Linked DNA regions of Homo sapiens: region 1 is linked to region 2. The links are chromatin contacts, found by Hi-C or POLR2A ChIA-PET in ENCODE. All regions are on one chromosome and are shown on one strand. Each heading gives the region's core, a stretch centred on a gene start or an enhancer-like site at or near the end of the contact. The rest is flanking DNA. Distances are from core to core; before and after follow the strand shown. Region 1 has its middle 11 kb from the start of MIR3155B. Region 2 holds the start of IDI1 (isopentenyl-diphosphate delta isomerase 1).

The links. A loop is a pair of places that touch in the nucleus more often than their neighbours do. ChIA-PET counts read pairs that join two places held with the same protein, here RNA polymerase II (POLR2A). Pooled maps may share reads with other maps.
Region 1: a map of ovary shows a loop between it and region 2 (9-fold over the local background). The contact joins the enhancer-like site here to the promoter of IDI1 in region 2. A Hi-C loop is called at or near these places in 1 of 168 maps with a recorded cell type or tissue (ovary) and 6 of 50 pooled maps. POLR2A ChIA-PET finds 5 or more read pairs at or near these places in 1 of 52 experiments (HEK293T).

Annotation. Positions count from the first base shown.
Region 1 is chr10:6,160,602-6,165,270 of GRCh38, forward strand. It overlaps a transcript of PFKFB3 not described here. Among named protein-coding and RNA genes, the nearest start is that of MIR3155B, 11 kb to the left of the region's middle. RefSeq lists a silencer at 2,822-3,301 and an enhancer at 3,712-3,821. Within about 2 kb of position 3,075, at least 30 of the 41 ENCODE cell types and tissues checked have a DNase peak (open chromatin) inside an H3K27ac peak, as active enhancers do; they include ovary, where a contact is called at or near this core.
Region 2 is chr10:1,046,938-1,051,654 of GRCh38, forward strand. IDI1 (isopentenyl-diphosphate delta isomerase 1) reads right to left here and starts at 2,182. Exons shown (of 5, transcript NM_004508.4): 1 at 1,927-2,182. The coding sequence starts at 2,066. RefSeq lists enhancers at 1,429-1,959, 1,960-2,489, 2,181-2,230, 2,490-3,019, 2,691-2,830 and silencers at 1,771-1,860, 1,871-2,090.

The DNA of each region.
Region 1 (4,669 bases), core at 1,825-4,324, 5.1 Mb after region 2:
CAGCTACTCAGGAGGCTGAGGCAGGAGAATTGCTTGAACCCGGGAGGTGGAGGCTGCAGTGAGCTGAGATCTCGCCATTGCATTCCAGCCTGGGCGACAAGAGCAAGACTCTGTCTCAAAAAAAAAAAAAAAAAAAAAGAGGATGAAGCAAATATGGTAAATATGGTAAAATGTTAATAACTAGTGAAGATATATGGAGATTCTTTGTACTACTTAAAAATTTTCTAAATTTGAAATTACGTCAAAATGAGAAGTTAAAAGAGAAATGACAGGTCACTTCTCCAGTCATCTCCCAACCTTGATGCATTTGGCCTTTTTTTAAATTTTTTTAATTTATTTTTTTATTTTTTTGAGATAGAGTTTCACTCTTGAAGCCCAGGCTGGAGTGGAATGGTGTGATCTTGGCTCACTGCAACCTCCGCTTCTCGGGTTCAAGCAATTCTCCTGCCTCAGACTCCCGAGTAGCTGGGACTACAGGTGCCTGCCACCATGCCCAGCTACTTTTTGTATTTTTAGTAGAGACGGGGTTTCACCATGTTGGGCAGGCTGGTCTTGAACTCCTGACCTCAGATGGTTCACCTGCCTTGTCCTCCCAAAGTGCTGGAATTACAGGTGTGAGCCACGGCGCCTGACCTCATTTGGCCTCTTCTTTCTGTTGCTCAAACACTCAAGACTTACGACTCAGGGCCTCTGCAAGTTCCCCCTGCCTGGAGCAGTGATAGGGTGACTCTTTACCAGCAATATGAGGATCCCATTTGTTTGGATCATTTGTAAAGGTAACTTTTCCCATTTGTAACTAAAAAGTTATCTGTGGAGGGATCCTTTGCAGTCACTCACAAAGTGTGAATAAAATATCCTGTTCCCAATAATCTTTATAAAAAATTTAAAAAATTATTTTATTTCATTTTGTCATGTCCTTGAGTCATAGATATATACACACATATGTATATATATACACACATATGTATATATATACACACACACATATATATATACACACACACATATATATACACACACACACATATATATATATAGAGAGAGAGAGAGAGAGAGAATCTCACTTTGTCACCCAGGCTGGAGTGCAGTGGTGCCATCAGGACTTGCTGTTGTCTAGAATTCCTGGGCTCAAGCGATCCTCCCACCTCAGCCTCCCGAGTGGGTGGGATTACAGGAGGGTGCCACCATGCCTGGCTAATTTTTTAATTTTTAATTTTGTAGAAACAGGGTTTCACTATGTTGCCCAGGGTGGCCTTTAATTTCTAATGTAAACATTTTTAATTGTGGTAAATACACTTATAATTTACCATCTTCAACATTTTTAAGTATACAGCTCAGTGGTGTTAAATATATTCAGTGTTGTACAACCATCACCACCAACCATCTCTAGAACTTTTTCATCCTGCAAGACTGAAACTCTGCACCCATTAAACAATAACTCTCATTCTTCACAATCCCCAGCTCCTGGCAGCCACCATTCTTTCTGTCTCTGAATCTGACTATTCTAGGGAACTCATGTGAGTGGAATCTTACAACATTTGTCTGTTTGTGCCTGGCCTATTTCACTTAGCATCAAGTGCTCACGGCTCATCCACGTTGTAGCATGGGTCAGAATTTCCATCTTTTTGGAGGCGGAGTAATGTTCTGTGTGTTTAGTCACATTTTGTGTATCCATTCATCTGTTGTTGGACACATGGATTACTCTACCTTCTGGCTGTTGTCAATAATGCTGCTGCGAACATGGGTCTACAAACATCTCTTTGAAACCTTGCTTTCAATTCTTTGGGGTGTGTATATACAAGGAATAATCTTTTATTTCATAGCTTTAGCATCTATTGATGATTCTTGAGTGAAACACTTATCAGAGTGTCCGTAAAATGGCTATTTACCATTTTTGTCATTCTTTCCACATTTATTAGTTGGCATTCTTTTGTAAAGAAGCTCTTTCCTGCCCATCCTCCCTTTTACTAGCTTTAATTTCATCATCATTATTAATAGTAGTAATAGTACCAATGTGGACTCCGGGATTTTTAAAATTATGACTGCATGTGTTAGAATCCATTCCTGACATACTCAATTGATGCTCAAGCCACTCCCAGTTTGGGTGAGAACCCTTTCAGGCTGGCTGCTGTGTCCTTGACACGCCCCCTTCAGCTTTTGAGCTCTGTCTTAACTCCTGTTCCAGGCTCCTTGTGTCCTTCCCAGTCTCGGCCTTGGGAGCAGCCACTCCTCCAAGGATCCCTGGGTACTTTCAGTGGAGGATGGTCCTTAGAAGGCTGGATCTGGGCTTTTGTGTGCCTCTTCTTGCTACCGGAGTGTCCGTGTTTCCAGGGCGTTTTTCATGGATGGAGCTGGGAAACATTTTAAAATTGTAAATTCAAACGGATCAGTTATTCCAGTCCAGCAGCACAGAGTTCTTCCTCTCCTTCCCCCGTCCCATAATTGTATCTTTCATTTGCTTTCTGTGTTTTCCCCAGGAATGTTGTCTTCATCTTGAATCTCCTTTGCTACTGGCTGTACTCATTAGCAACATAAAATTCCTCGTGATAACCTCTGACCCCTATCCCATGTGTGATGACACCGAGTTGAGGGAGATCAGACATTCAATGCAGAGGTGGGGGCCAAGACCAAGCCTCCTGGGGCTTAAGAAAATATCTCCAGAGACGGGAAGTCTGGAAGGGAACTCCATCACGAATATTTTATGTTCCCTCCCTCTATTGTTCTCAATCACTGCACAAGTGTATATTACTTTTTTTAATAACAAAAAGGAACTTTTAAGGTAACCCCCCACAACCCTATATAGACTGGATGTCAACTCTTTAGTCCTAGATACACCTGGAGCCTGGCGTCGTGGGGACAGAGGCAGGTCCCTGTGCTGAGGGCGGTAAGACAGGGCGGGTAGGTGGGGACCCAGCTGGGAGGTAGGGGGGCCAGACGGGACATCAGCTCCCGGGAGCCCCGCTCTGGGCACGGTGCGCGCCTCCACCCTCCATTGCACCCCGCGCCTGCTTCCTCCCAGGTGCACCTCGGGCGCCTAAGCCAGCTGGGTCCCGGGCCCCGGGAGCAGCTGCGGGCCCGACGGGGGCGTGGCGGGACCGGCGGGGGCGGGGCCTGGGGGTGGTCCGCGCGGATTGGCTGCTGCCTGCGGCGCACGAGCCGGTCAGCGCGCACCCCGCCCTTCCCGGGCCGTGCGGCACGCCGCGTTCACGTGCTGTCGCGCGCCCTCCCGGCGTGCGCCGCGCGGCCCCAGCCTGCTCTGCGGCGACTGTCCGGCTCGTGAGCTCCGCGTGGATCCGGCGCTGGGCCCCCTACGCTCTGGGGACCTGGGGTTGTGTTTCCGGCAAAGGATGTTTTCCGAGAAGGCCTGGGAGCGGCTGTAAATAATACCCGAGAGGAAATAGGCCCGGCAGGTGTTTTTGCGCGTCCCGGCGTTGGGTGTGGCTGCGGCGGGCGTGCAGGCCGCAGATGAGGAAACAGACTAGGAGGGATTTAGGCATCTGGACTCTGCGGGGCGGCCCGGGCGCGCAGCCCGTTTCCCTGTGGGTTGAGGGCGCGGGAGAAGTGGGCGGCCCACCCCACCCCGCGCGTGGATGCGGGGCTGGGGCAGGTCCGCGGTGGAGGCGCCGCCAGTGAGCACCCGGGGACCGCTCCTAGCCCCCAGTGTGGGACACAGACTCCCTGAGGACCTCGTATGCGTTGGGTCTGTGGCTCCATCCGAATCTTCATGAACAGGGCCTGCGGTGAATTTGGGGAGAGTGAGTGAGCGGGTGAAGGGTCAGGAAATAAGTCACAGGAGGCATGGTTGAAGAATTGGGGATGTTTAACCCAGACATGGCAGGACTGGGCACACTTGACCCCTGTCTGGAAGTATTTGAAAGACTTCTGAAGGGGGCCAGCCCCTCCACACCTGTGGGTGTTTCTCGTCAGGTGGGAGGAGATACTGAGAAAAGAAATAAGACACAAAGTATAAAGAACAGTGGGCCCAGGGGACTGGCACTCAGCATACGAAGGACCCGCACTGGTGGCCGTCTCTGAGTTCCCTCAGTATTGATCATTATTTTTACTATCTTGGCGAGGGGAGTGTAGCAGGGCAACAGGTGGGGAGAAGGTCAGCAGGGAAACATGTGAGCAAAGGAATCTGTATCATGAATAAGTTCAAGGAAAGGTACTGTGCCCTGATGTGCACATAGGCTAAGTTTATGTTTCCCTTTACTCAGACATCTCAGTGTAGCAAAGAGTAACAGAGCAGTATTGCTGCCAGCATATCGCCTACAGCCACAGGGCGGTTTTCTCCTATCTCAGAATAGAACGAATGGGATTGGTCTGCTTTACACCGAGACATTCCATTCCCAGGGATGAGCAGGAGACAGAAGGCTTCCTCTTATCTCAACTGCAAAGAGGCCCCCTCTCTTTCACTACTTCTCAGTACAGACCCTTTACGGGTGTCTGGCTGGGGCACGGTCAGGTCTTTCCCTTCCCAGGAGGCCATATCTCAGGCTGTCTCAGTGGGGGGAAACCTTGGACAATACCCAGGCTTTCTTGGGCAGAGGTCCCTGCAGCCTTCTGCAGTGCATGGTGTCCCTGGTTAATCGAGAATGGAGAATGGCGATGACTTTTACCAAGCATACTGCCTGCAAACATATTGTTAACAAGGCACATCCTGCACGGC
Region 2 (4,717 bases), core at 932-3,431:
CCCAGCTGCTCCACTGTCTACACCACACAGCCCAGCTGCTCCACTGTCTACACCACACAGCCCAGCTGCTCCACTGTCTACACCACACAGCCCAGCTGCTCCACTGTCTACACCACACAGCCCAGCTGCTCCACTGTCTACACCACACAGCCCAGCTGCTCCACTGTCTACACCACACAGCCCAGCTGCTCCACTGTCTACACCACACAGCCCAGCTGCTCCACTGTCTACACCACACAGCCCAGCTGCTCCACTGTCTACACCACACAGCCCAGCTGCTCCACTGTCTACACCACACAGCCCAGCTGCTCCACTGTCTACACCACACAGCCCAGCTGCTCCACTGTCTACACCACACAGCCCAGCTGCTCCACTGTCTACACCACACAGCCCAGCTGCTCCACTGTCTACACCACACAGCCCAGCTGCTCCACTGTCTACACCACACAGCCCAGCTGCTCCACTGTCTACACCACACAGCCCAGCTGCTCCACTGTCTACACCACACAGCCCAGCTGCTCCACTGTCTACACCACACAGCCCAGCTGCTCCACTGTCTACTGTCTACACCACACAGCCCAGCTGCTCCACTGTCTACACCACACAGCCCAGCTGCTCCACTGTCTGGTCCTTTGTCTACACCACACAGCCCAGCTGCTCCACTGTCTACACCACACAGCCCAGCTGCTCCACCGTCTGTCTACACCACACAGCCCAGCTGCTCCACTGTCTAGGTCTGCGTCAGCGCACTCTGCTTCCACAATGATGAAAGTACCTAACAATGAACTTCTCCAAAGTATCCCTGTTAAGTGATGCGGGCCGAACGTTAAATTATCATCTGTAGATGATCTCTTATAGTATCTAAAACATGTAAATCCTACATAAATAGTTGTGCTGTATTGTTTACAGAATAAGTCTGTATATGTTCAGTACAGATGAAATTTTTTTCCAAATATTTTATAATGTGCAGTTGGTTAAATCCATGGATATGGACCCCAAGGATACAGTAGGCCAACTGTATATTAGGTGATCACTAAGATAGGTTTCGTTACTACATAATTACTAGACTTTTTGACATGACTTTTTTTCCGGGGGGATGGGGCTGGGTCTTGCTATGTCTGTCGCCCAAGCTGGAGTGCAGTGGCGCGATCTCGGCTCACTGCAGCCTTCGACTCCGCCTCCCAAAGTGCTGGGATTAAAGGCGTGCACCACCGCCCAGCTGTAATGACAATTGCTCTTTCAGGATTTTCAGAATTCAGATTTTAAAGCTAAGCTGCATAATCACAAGATAAAATGAATACGTCTATTTATGCGTTTAAAGAATACCATGTAGTAGACGCGGGAACACATCATCCAACCCAAGAAAAAGGTCTAGTTCCATCTATGCGATGCTCCCCATCTCTTCTCCTGCTCCATTCCCAGGAGAAGCGCCTTGAGTGTGTTGCTGTCACCCTCTTGCACGGACGCAGGTGTATGCACCCGCGTCACACGCGTGGACTCGGCACGGGGAGGCCGGTGTCGTCACGCTCGTGTTTCTGACGATGCTGTCTACGCTTGTTTCTGAATTCTCTAAGGGGAGACTCGCAACTCTTAGTCTCCTGCGACTCGGTTTCCAGTTCCACGAGTTCCTAAACCTCAGGTGACTGTGCGCAGACGACGATCTTTTCCGCTGACAAAGAATGGCAACGTCTCTGACGCCCCGACTCACGCCTCCGCCTTCCACGGGGCGCGGGCGCCCACCACAGCCCGGGAAGGCCCGGCCTCCCTCCAGTTCGGGAGACCAACGCCGCCACCCCCAGCTGTCCAGGCCTCCGCGCCGAGACCTCACGGGTGGCTCAGACCTCGGGCCTCCTCCCCGCCCCGTCCCGCAGCTCCCCGATGCCGCCCTGCCCCTGTCTCCCGAACTCCGCCGCCCGTCCACAGTACCTGATCAGCCTCCGGCCACAGACAACCGCCGGTCCCGGATGGCGCCCGCTTTGAGCACAGTCTGCGGCGCGCACCGCCCACTGGCCCCGCCCCCGGGCCGCGCAGCCAATCGCTCGCGCCAGCGCCAGTCCACGCCACATCGCCCGGCCAATTGGCGCCCGTACGCGCTTGACGACACAATCTCGCCAAGCTTCGCCTGGTGGTGCCACCTCCCTGGCCTGTGACAACGGCAGACGCGCGAAGCACCGGGAACCTGAGCCGTGACCGCGGGCTCTGGCGCCTTTAAGGGGGTCAACACGCCCCACCCCCAGTTCCGCAGAGGCAGCGTCCCGCGACTGGGCGGTGCCCGAGACCACAGACGCCGCCAGCCAATCACGCTTTCGATCCTGCCGTGCGAGCCCGAGGCGCTGCGAACGGTGCCTAACGTCAGACGTCTCGAGGCTCGCGTTCCATGGAGGAAGCCCTCCCAATCCGAAAGCGCCCGGGCGCCAAGCCCTGCAGCCGGAAGCTCGGCGTCCCATGGGAGCGACCTCCGCATGGCTGGACCAATGGAAACGGAGGAAAGGCGGGACGTCACTGCTGACTGGCTGGTTGGGCACTCCCCCCCCTCCCCCCCCCCGAGTTCCGCCGCTGGGACTACAGCGTTTGGCTGCACGGGGAGTTCTCGTATGTCTAGAACGATGGCCTTTCTGCGGTGTCTGCGACCGGGACCAAGGCGGAGCAAAGTCGCCGGGGGTGTGGGGTGTTCCACGCTATGTTGGGAGTGTTCGCTTTCGAGGTACATGACTACGTTCTAAATTTTTTTTTTTTGAGACAGTTTCATTCTTGTTGCCCAGGCTTGAGTGCAATGGTGCAGTCTCCGCTCACAGCAACCTCCGCCGCCCGGGTTCAGGCAATTGTCCCGTCTCAGCCTCCCAAGTAGCTGGAATTACAGGCATGCGCCACCACGCCCGGCTTATTTCGTATTTTTAGTAGAGACGGGTTTCCGCATGTTGGTCAGGCTGGTCTGGAACTCCTGACCTCAAGTGATCCACCTGGCTCAGCTTACCGAAGTGCTGAGATTCCGGGTGTGAGCCACCGCGCCTAGCCCTCTAAACTTTTAAATAATCGTGAAATGTATGCGCAGCTGAAGCGAATTCAGCTATTTCCTCTACCTTTTGTGTGGAATTTAAAATACTGAACTTGTGAGATGAACCTGGTGGGCACCAGTTCTCAAACTTCTTGGTCACAGGACGCTTGCACTCTCTTAAAATGTACTGAGGACACCTAAAAGCTTTTGCTCACTGTTGTTTACTACTGCTATTTACTAACATAGAAATTAAACATATTAAAATATTCACTTAAAAAACACACGACACTAACATAAGTTATATTTTTATTAAAAATCTTTTCCAGACAAAAAACAGACTTTGATTTTGTTTTATGTGTTGACAGATCTCTTTCATGTCTGGCTTCACACAGATAAGAAAATCTGGCCTCCCGCATGCGCAGCAAGTCCTCACTGCTGTCAGTGCGTTCTTGGGAATCAGGACTTTTAAGTGAAACAACGTATAGCAAAACCAATTTTACCAGAGGCTAAAAAATAAGGATTAAGTTCCTAAAGCATACTTCTGGCCAAGGAAAAAAAAAATCACTAAGCTTCTAAAGGCCAAAGTATTCTAATATTAAACATTGAAATAAATGTGAGCTATACATACATTTAAGAAAGATGAATAAAAAGATAATTATTACTTAATTATTCCAGTTCTGGGTCATGTGTAGCTGAAGCCTGTTTCAGTAGCTCAGGGCACAAAGAGGGAACCAGCCCTGGACAGGACGCCATTCCATCACAGGGCCACTCACACACCCACACTCAGACTGGGACAGTGAAGACACACCAGTTCACCTCACGTGCACACCTCTGGGATGTGGCAAGAACTGCAGCACCCAGAGAAAACCTATGCAGGTGTGGCGAGAACACGTAAACACCACAAAGACAGTGCCCCTGGCTGGGAGTCTTTTTCTCATCAATGTTACAAAGAAATGAATGAGCACCTGCTGTATGCAGTTTGAAAATTGAGAAGTATTTTTTAATAGCCTTTTCAAATTATCTTGGTTATTCTTTTTCGATACTACTACCCCAAAACACGAGTGGTGGATTTTCCAATTACTATTTGGAATTTGAAACCACTTCAATGGACATTTTGTACTTGTTACATTAAAACTCATTATTTTTGACTGTACCTCGAATGCCTATTTTCCTGTGCGTGATGTTGAAATGTCATGCATTGGTCATTTGGAAAATACTGATTTACTGAATTAAACAGATCTTCCAAATGCTAAAACATTTCATTATTCAATATCAATCACATTGTTAATATCACTAGTAATCTCATCAGAAAAGTTTTTAAGTATTGGGAAGCTAAAGTATTGTAGCACTGGCTTCCACATAAAGTCACCAAGTTCTTGATGGTTTTAAGTTTGTTTTTTATTTGAATTTTTGCATGAAAATTCCAACATTATTGGCAACAAGTACTGAGAATTATGTTCCTTGAAGTGGCACGAACATATTTATTTTCACGAAAATGTCTGCCAAATATCTAGGTTTGAATACCTCAGTTTATCTGTCAGTTCTTTCCAGTAAAAGCGGTATTTCATGAAAAAAGCAGCTAGTTAGTTCAGCTTACAACTCAAACGTTCCCACAAGTTCTTTTCCTGGAGACAACAATCATAATTCAGCATGTAGCAGAAGTGCTTTATGTGCATTTCCCATTTTGTTATAGAGAATATTAGATGAGTACTGAATGGTCGA